Regions from separate parts of the Homo sapiens genome. Here region 2 is linked to region 1. A link is a contact called in ENCODE Hi-C data. All regions are on one chromosome and are shown on one strand. Each heading gives the region's core, a stretch centred on a gene start or an enhancer-like site at or near the end of the contact. The rest is flanking DNA. Distances are from core to core; before and after follow the strand shown.

The links. A loop is a pair of places that touch in the nucleus more often than their neighbours do. Pooled maps may share reads with other maps.
Region 2: a loop to region 1 is called in a map of posterior cingulate gyrus, with 2.8 times the contacts of the local background. The contact joins two enhancer-like sites. A Hi-C loop is called at or near these places in 3 of 168 maps with a recorded cell type or tissue (aorta, heart right ventricle and posterior cingulate gyrus) and 1 of 50 pooled maps.

Annotation. Positions count from the first base shown.
Region 1 is chr1:9,337,190-9,340,835 of GRCh38, forward strand. The region is part of intron 1 of SPSB1 (splA/ryanodine receptor domain and SOCS box containing 1); the gene reads left to right. Among named protein-coding and RNA genes, the nearest start is that of SPSB1, 46 kb to the left of the region's middle. Within about 2 kb of position 1,871, at least 16 of the 41 ENCODE cell types and tissues checked have a DNase peak (open chromatin) inside an H3K27ac peak, as active enhancers do; they include heart right ventricle, where a contact is called at or near this core.
Region 2 is chr1:9,374,541-9,378,186 of GRCh38, forward strand. No RefSeq gene overlaps it. Among named protein-coding and RNA genes, the nearest start is that of LINC02606, 53 kb to the right of the region's middle. Within about 2 kb of position 1,656, at least 16 of the 41 ENCODE cell types and tissues checked have a DNase peak (open chromatin) inside an H3K27ac peak, as active enhancers do; they include heart right ventricle, where a contact is called at or near this core.

The DNA of each region.
Region 1 (3,646 bases), core at 621-3,120:
ATTTATGTTACCAGCACATCAGAGTCAGGATCTGAGCCTCTAACCCCCGGGATTAGCTCCAGCTCAATGGCCTTCCCCCTCCAAGGCAGAGTGGAGGACAAGAGTTGGCCCTGAAGTCCCTCTAAGAGGCCAAGGACGGGGGCTCAGTGGGGGAAAGAGGAGAGGGCTCCTGACACTCAGGGGAGGAGTGTGGCCAGGGCAGGCACCTCACACCTGGCCAGCCACCTGCCCACCTAGCCAGTGAGATTGTTCACTCGTTTTAACTTTAAGGCCTCCATGGTTTGGGGACAGGAAGCCCTCTTTGGGGGGATGGGAGAACAGGGTGAGGCTGGGGGTAGGGGAGGGGTGCACCCTAACCTCGCACCCCAGCCCTCTGCGGGCTTTTCTCCCCTTCAGCTGTGAGTGCAGCGCCTCCAGCCTTGCTGAGGTGGGGTCCCCAGTTAGGTGCCTCTCTGGGGGTGGCATCCGCTCAGAGCCTCAGGCCACCCTCCTGATGGGGACTCCCTGGCCACCGGGGCCCTGAGCCAATATCCGTGGAGGCTGCAGAGCCGCTGGTAAGGATGAACCTCCCTGCTCCCTGCCTCCGTTCGTTCTCTTGCTCCCTCACTCTGTCTCTGTCTCTCCTGGGACGCCCCATGAAGCCAGGGCAGCTGCTCTAGCCGAAGATCAGCATGGGGAAAAACAGACCCAAGAGCACCTTTAGGGGCGGGAGGGGTAACTTAAGAGAGTGACCTGGTGGCTCTTCCGGTGAGGAAGGGACGTGGGTCTGCTGCCAACGCTCTGGCCAAGGTCAGCAGCCTGTCTCTGAAAAAAGGCAGGGATGGAGATGTCCCCACCTCCTCAGCTGGGGTGCAGGGAAGAGGGAGCAGGTTTGAATTGGTTCCTGGAAGACATTGAGTGCTCAGATGGGGGAGGGGCCAACATCTCTCCCTGCAGGTCCCCTGTCCCCTCGCTCCTCCCCCCAGACCTGGAGACATGGAGGTTGGCGGTTGGGGGGTGCCACTCAGCTCTCCCCTACCCCGTTTCTTCAGGCTTCTGCTCATGGAGACCTGGGAGACAGCCAAGGCCCTGGCCGTGGGCTCCCCAGGACCCCTTTGTGGGGTGCCCCTGCCCAGGGGAGACCCTGTCCCCAGGGAGGAGGTTCGTGACTGTATGGGGGCTCTGGGTGTGCTGTGACAGGAGGCAGTTGGGGATCCATGCCTAGGCTATCCTGGCTGCGCCTAAGGCCCCTCCAGGACAGCACTTGTGGGGGTCAGTGTACCTAAGGCCACCCAGGACAGCACTTGCTGGGGAGGACAGGGGGCACAGCCAGATGCTGCCCTGGCCACTCTCTTGCCAGCTCCGGCCTCGCCCAGGAGGAAGTATACTTTCTTCTTTGCTGGTGAGTTTCTGTTCATTTCAGGACAAGTTGCCTGGGAACCAGAGAGTTGGTCACAGCTGGAAAAGGGTCTGGGAAGGGAATCGTGCTGGCTTCACCTTTGAGTCTGGCCTTGCAGGCAGGGCTGGGGTCTTCAGTGCCGCCTTTTGAGGTCTGAGGGGGCGTCACCTCCCCCATATGACTTCGTGGCTGTGAAACGTGGGTGGCGTGGGCCACGATTCTGCCTTCGCCCCAGCTTCCTGGGGGCGCTCCCGCCTTGCTCTGCTGTGCTTTCCTGAATGGGATGAGGGGGTCTTTGGGTCTTGGGGAGGGTGCAGCAGCCACAGAACAGGAGCGTGGACACCCTGGCCCCATTCTGGAGGACTCTGGAAAACCCGGCCGATTACCTTGTAATTGTTCCCAGCAGTGAGGATCGAGTCTGGGCCCGGGAGCGGCCTCCAGTGTTTGTTTTGCCTTCTGGTTCTCCAGGCCAGTGGTAACCAAGGGCCGCTTCCCCTTGGAGACGGTGGAGCTTGCTCCGGCCAGGGCTGATCCAGCCCAGGCAAGGCAGGCCTGGGGACCCTACTGCGGGGGCTCCGGAGGTCCTGCCCTCACCCCTCTTCTGTCATTCTCCCCCCAGCGGTGAGGACCTGTGGGGCTTTTCTCCTGGGTCTTTTCCCAGGCACTTGCCTAGAATATTCGAGAACTCCAGGTCCCCCGGTAGGTATCTGGGACACCCTGAGAATGCTCACTGGCCAGCCACATGTGGGTGGTCTCGGGTGGGGCGTGGACTTCAGCTAGGACTTAGGGCTGTGACTCACCGCCAGGCCAGGTTCTGGCAGGACCCAGGGTCCTCAGGTAATTCCGGGGCGAGTCTGGAGGCGACGGAGAGGTGCTCTGAGACGGCTGCAGTGGAGGCCAACCAGGGAAGGCTCCGTGGAGGAGGGGCCCCTGGAAGATCCCACACAGATGGGATTCCTGTCAGATGGGGTTGTTTGAAGTGAAAAGAACATCGTTATAACTCATGTGGTTCTTAAGGACTAGCAGGGCTGGTGTGGCCACTGGTGTCTAAGGGACCTTTGGAGAAGCTGAGAGGGCCTGTCAGGGGCTTGGAAGGTGGAGAGCAGGGACCCTGTGAGGAGGGGAGGGGCCTCCAGCAGGGTCGCCCTGACCTCTGTCTTCCCAGACCCCGAGTGACTGATGGCTTCTACAGGGTCTGGGCAAGGGGATCGGCAGCCTGTTTATGTGCCCTGCCCCCCATTCTTGTGGACCTGGTGGCAGGACAGGGGAAGCTGCCTGCTCCTTCCGTGGCACAGGTCGGCCTCTAGATGTGGCTGGTTCAGGTCAGTTGTATTTTAGGATTGGCTTGGAGAGGGATGGGAGCCCCTCCACCTTTTCCTTCTGATGTGTGTTTCCTCCAGCCCCCCACCTCGGGAGGACCCCCACCGACAGCCCTGAACCACCTGGGCATGCAGGTCACCCAGAGGTCTGGGGCTAGTGCCATTCAGGGGCAGTAGCCCGAGACTCTGCATTTCCAGCAAGCTCCTGGGTGATGGTCTGTGGGCCGCCCTAGGGTCACCGGGTGCAGGGCACGCAGGGTGACCAGTTCCCTCGCCCCTGTAGGAACTGTTCTCAAGAGAGGAGACAGACTCTCCTTGGGCAGGCTTTCTCTCCTGTCTGGTTTTCCATTTGGGGGCCTAGAGAAGGGGTGCTGTCAATCAGCAGAGGAGGGGCCTGGGGGGGAAGGCAGGGACACTGGTGTTTGGGGACTGGCCGGAGCCCCGCGGTCTGACTTTCACACGGATTCCTGCCACCAGCCCAGCTGCCGATACAATTAAACCTCAGTGATTCACTGTAGTGCATGTCAAGGCAAGGCGTTGTGTTATGAAAACGTGGGTCCCAGAGGTTTGTTTTGTTGGCAGGTCTTGCTGCCTCAGCAGAAAAGAGGCGCTTTTGATATGGGAACGGAAACTTGGGACCATGTTAGAAATAGTGTGTTCGGCAGAGAGGACCTTGGTCCTCCTCCAGCTGTGGAAACTCCACGCCTGGCGGGAAGATGGCAGCCTGTGGGGCTGGGGAGGGTCCCCGCAGCACCTGGGTCTGCGGTCTGAGCCGCCTGTGCTGTGATGTGGCCGGCCTTCCCTGCCACCGAGGGGCGTGGGATGCACCCGTCCCCTGCTCGCCCCTCTGCCTGCAAAGGTAACATGCTGCTGTTTTTTATTTTATGGAAAGTCCAGCTTGCAGAGGAAATACCTTTCTCAACGCAGCCTGTCTGATGTCGCGGAGCAG
Region 2 (3,646 bases), core at 406-2,905, 37 kb after region 1:
ATAGCCAGGTGTGGTGGCGTGCGCCTGTAATCCCAGCCATTCGGGAGGCTAAGGCACAAGAATCACTTGAACCTGGGAGGCAGAGGTTTCAGTGAGCCGAGACTGCACCACTGCACTCCAGCCCGGGCAACAGAGTGAGACTCTGTCTCAAAATAATCATAATAATAACAATAAATGTGATTTAAAAAGAAAAAAGAAGATCCATCCTGGCCTCTTCCAGCTTCCCGCAGCTTCTGACTGCATGGCTTGTGGCTTGTGGCTGCATGGCTCCAATCTCTGCCTCTATCTTCTCATGGCCTCCTCCCCTCTGTGCCTCTGTCTGTCTTGTAAGAACACGTGTCATTGGATTTAGGGCCCACCCAGATAATCCGGGATGATCTCATCTCAAGATTCTTAAATCAGTGACATCTGCTAAAACCCTTTCCCCAAATAAGGTCACATTCACAGTTTTCAGGATTAGGACAAGACATACCTGTGGAGTCCTAATTAGGGAAAAGGAGTCAGGCTGGCGGGACCAAGGGGAAGCAAGATGAGAAAGCAGATAAGCTGTAAATCTGCCTTTCTTCATGGTCCAGGACACAGCGCCCTCCTGCACAAATAACTCTCAATCTTCCCGTGCCCAACTATCACCAGACCCTCAGCTGATAGGAAAACACATGTTAGCTCACTGCAACCTTGGCATGTAAGTACTTCACAAAGCCCTCTTCAGCACATGGCACAAGCACCATCCTGTAAAATCCCAGCAAGCCTTTGTCTCATTGCAATCAACATCTCTCTTGCTGATCTGCACCCTTGCAACGTATTTCCATATTTTCTCTAATAAATTTGCCTTTCTTTACCTACAATTGTCTTGGTAAATTCTTCTTACCCCCATGCCACTGACTAGGGGAGCCACCATGCAACCCTCCACACACACCTTCAGGGCAGAGTGCGTAATAGTACCCACTCCTGGAGTGGCCATGAAGACCGATGAAACCAAGCAGGTAGAAAAGAGCTCAGCACCAGGCCGATGGTGGGTGCTGCCCAACAGGCCATGACTCCCATCCTTATTCGTGACATGCCATCTGCCTCCTGTCCTGGCCTCTTGCAGCCAGTCCCCTGAGACCAGATTTGCTCTAGAATTAATTGGTCGATGTTCTAAGAGATGAGTACCAAGGGCCAGAAGAAGCCACAGGACCAGGCTCAGACCAGAAACTTGTTGGATAGAGGACTTGGACTCTCTTGATCTCTCCTCTGACAGGCTACAGTGAGTGGGTCCTGGGCCCTGCGAAGGGTGGGCATTGCCCAGGAGTCATTGGAAATAGGGGCTGAGCTCAAGACATCATGCCCCAAGTGCCAAGCATCGCCTCCCCCCATCTTTCACTGAGACAGACGGATGAAGCTTGCATCCCTGCAGCTTCTGCGGCCAGGCCTGCTCTGAATTCATCGTACAAGGAAATGGAATGTGAACCCCAGGCTATTTAAAGAGCCAGGGAGACTGGGGGCTCGGCGGGGGCCCAGCCAAGCCAGGGTGCCTCGGATCGGCACAGGTCTCCTCTGTGCACACGGTTTGATTTACAGGAGGGCTGCGAGCGACTCCAACTTCAGACAGAGAACTATTTGAAGCAGCTGCCAGATGTTGTGTCTGAATTGGGTTTTTACAACTTGCTTACTGGTTAGCAGCCTGCCTCCCGCCAGAGTTCAGCTTGCCCCGGCGGGTTCAGGGTCCTGGCACTGGCCCACAGGCCTTTGCTCGGCAGCCTGATCCCTCCTGCTCAGCCCGAGCCTATTCTGCCTCGAGTGCAGCGGAGGGGGGTGCCTGGTTTCCGAAGCATCCCACCTTCCTGAGGTGGTGATGGGGCCCTGATTTCAGTACATCCTTCAGGCACCCTAAGAATGCTCTGGAATGTTCTGTCTGAGCTCCCTACAGGACCCTCTGGGAGAGGCAGAAATTTCACAGACAGCTTTGCAATGAGGCACCCCTTGGAGCAGATCCTCCATAGCAGGACCGTCCCCAACCCCTTGAGCGTGGCCTGGGAGGTGTGGCACAGACTGGCAGGTTCTTCCATCCCGGTCCCTCCCACTCATTTCACTTTGGCTGATGCCAGCCTCTTTAATTGGACCATGGAAGGTCACAGGGGACCAGGGCTGGGAACTCAGTCCCAGTTCAACTAGGGACTTCTGGAAGTATCCCAATCTTCTGGAAATCCCGGTGAACCAGGGAAGCTCCAGGCAGGCACCAGTGGAACCAACCTGTGGATGGAGGCCACTGTGTCCAGGCCAGACCCACCCTGTCAGGGTCGGTGGGATTTCTCCGAGAGAGACTATAGGGGTTCACTTGGAGTTGGAGGGTGTTTCTCAGCCCCTCCTCACTCTGGGGAGGCCTGTGGCGAGAGGCACATGACTCAGTGTTCACTTCCTGAGGCCACTTGGAATGGACGTCTTAGAAGATTTGCTCGGGAGCAAAGCGGGTAACCAGGGAAGGGGGTGGGGCGGGAGGTGGGGCGGGCAAGGCCCAGGAGGGAGGAGGTTGTGTCATTAATCTTGTTGCATGTGAAAGCACACTTGTGTCCGTCCAGGAATCCCGAACTCGCCAAAGTGGACAGAGTGTTCAGTCCCCTCCCGAAAGCGCCAGAAATGTTTTGTCCACTAGGAAGGAAAACATCCTCTGCTTATGTGCTCGAATTTGGCTCTCCCTCGCAGGAGACACCTCAGAGGGCCCCGATCTGAGCAGCGAGCCAGTGGCTGCAGGACGGGGTGTAGGGGGCGTGCACCCTGCCTCCCTTTGGGGCCAAAGAAGACCCCTCCAGCCTGTGTTTTTGGCAGCCCTAAGGAACTCTTTCTGCACTACCCAGCCCCAGCCCCGGCTCCCTTTTTTTGCTTCTGAATCCTTCTGAGAATCAGAAAGAGAGGAGATCATGAGCAGGACGCCCTCTCCGAAGAGCCCAGAAATGGTGGTGGAACTTAGCAAGCTCCCAGGCTGGCCTGCTGCAGGGGTGAAGGCTGCAGGAGTGCACAGAAATGCAGGCCAGGGCCCAGGTGATCTGGGGTTTGGACTCAGGACACCAGCCACTGCTGGTCCCAGGACCCTGGACTAGGGAGCCTCAATTTCCCCTGCCTTCAAGTGGGAATAATGACACCTTCCAGCCAAGCTTGTGGCGTTGTAAAGATCAAACGAGGTCTGTGTATGGGGCAATGCCTTGGGAGGCTTCAAAGCCCACACTGCCCAAGGGTTTTTTTGTTTTTTTGGGGGGACACAATTTCACTCTGTTGCCCAGGCTGGAGTGCAGTGGCGCAATCTCAGCTCACTGCAAACTCTGCCTCCCGGGTTCAAGTGATTCTCGTGCCGCGTCCTCCTGAGTAGCTGGAATTACAGGTGCCCGCCACAACGCCCGGCTAGTATTTGTATTATTAGTAGAGATGGGGTTTTGCCATGTTGGCTAGGCTGGTCTCGAACTCCTGACCTCAAGCAATCCGCCTGCCTTGGCCTCCCAAAGTGCTGGGATTACAGGTGTGAGCCACCGCACCCGGCCCCAAGGTCTTAATCTAATAAAATTTGTTTATGGGAAAGAGGGAAAGATAAGCATCCCGAGGCACGTCTATGCCTTCTGGAGAGACCCCTCCTTGTGGCCCAGCAGCTTCTCCTCCTGGGTCTCCTGCAGCCGTC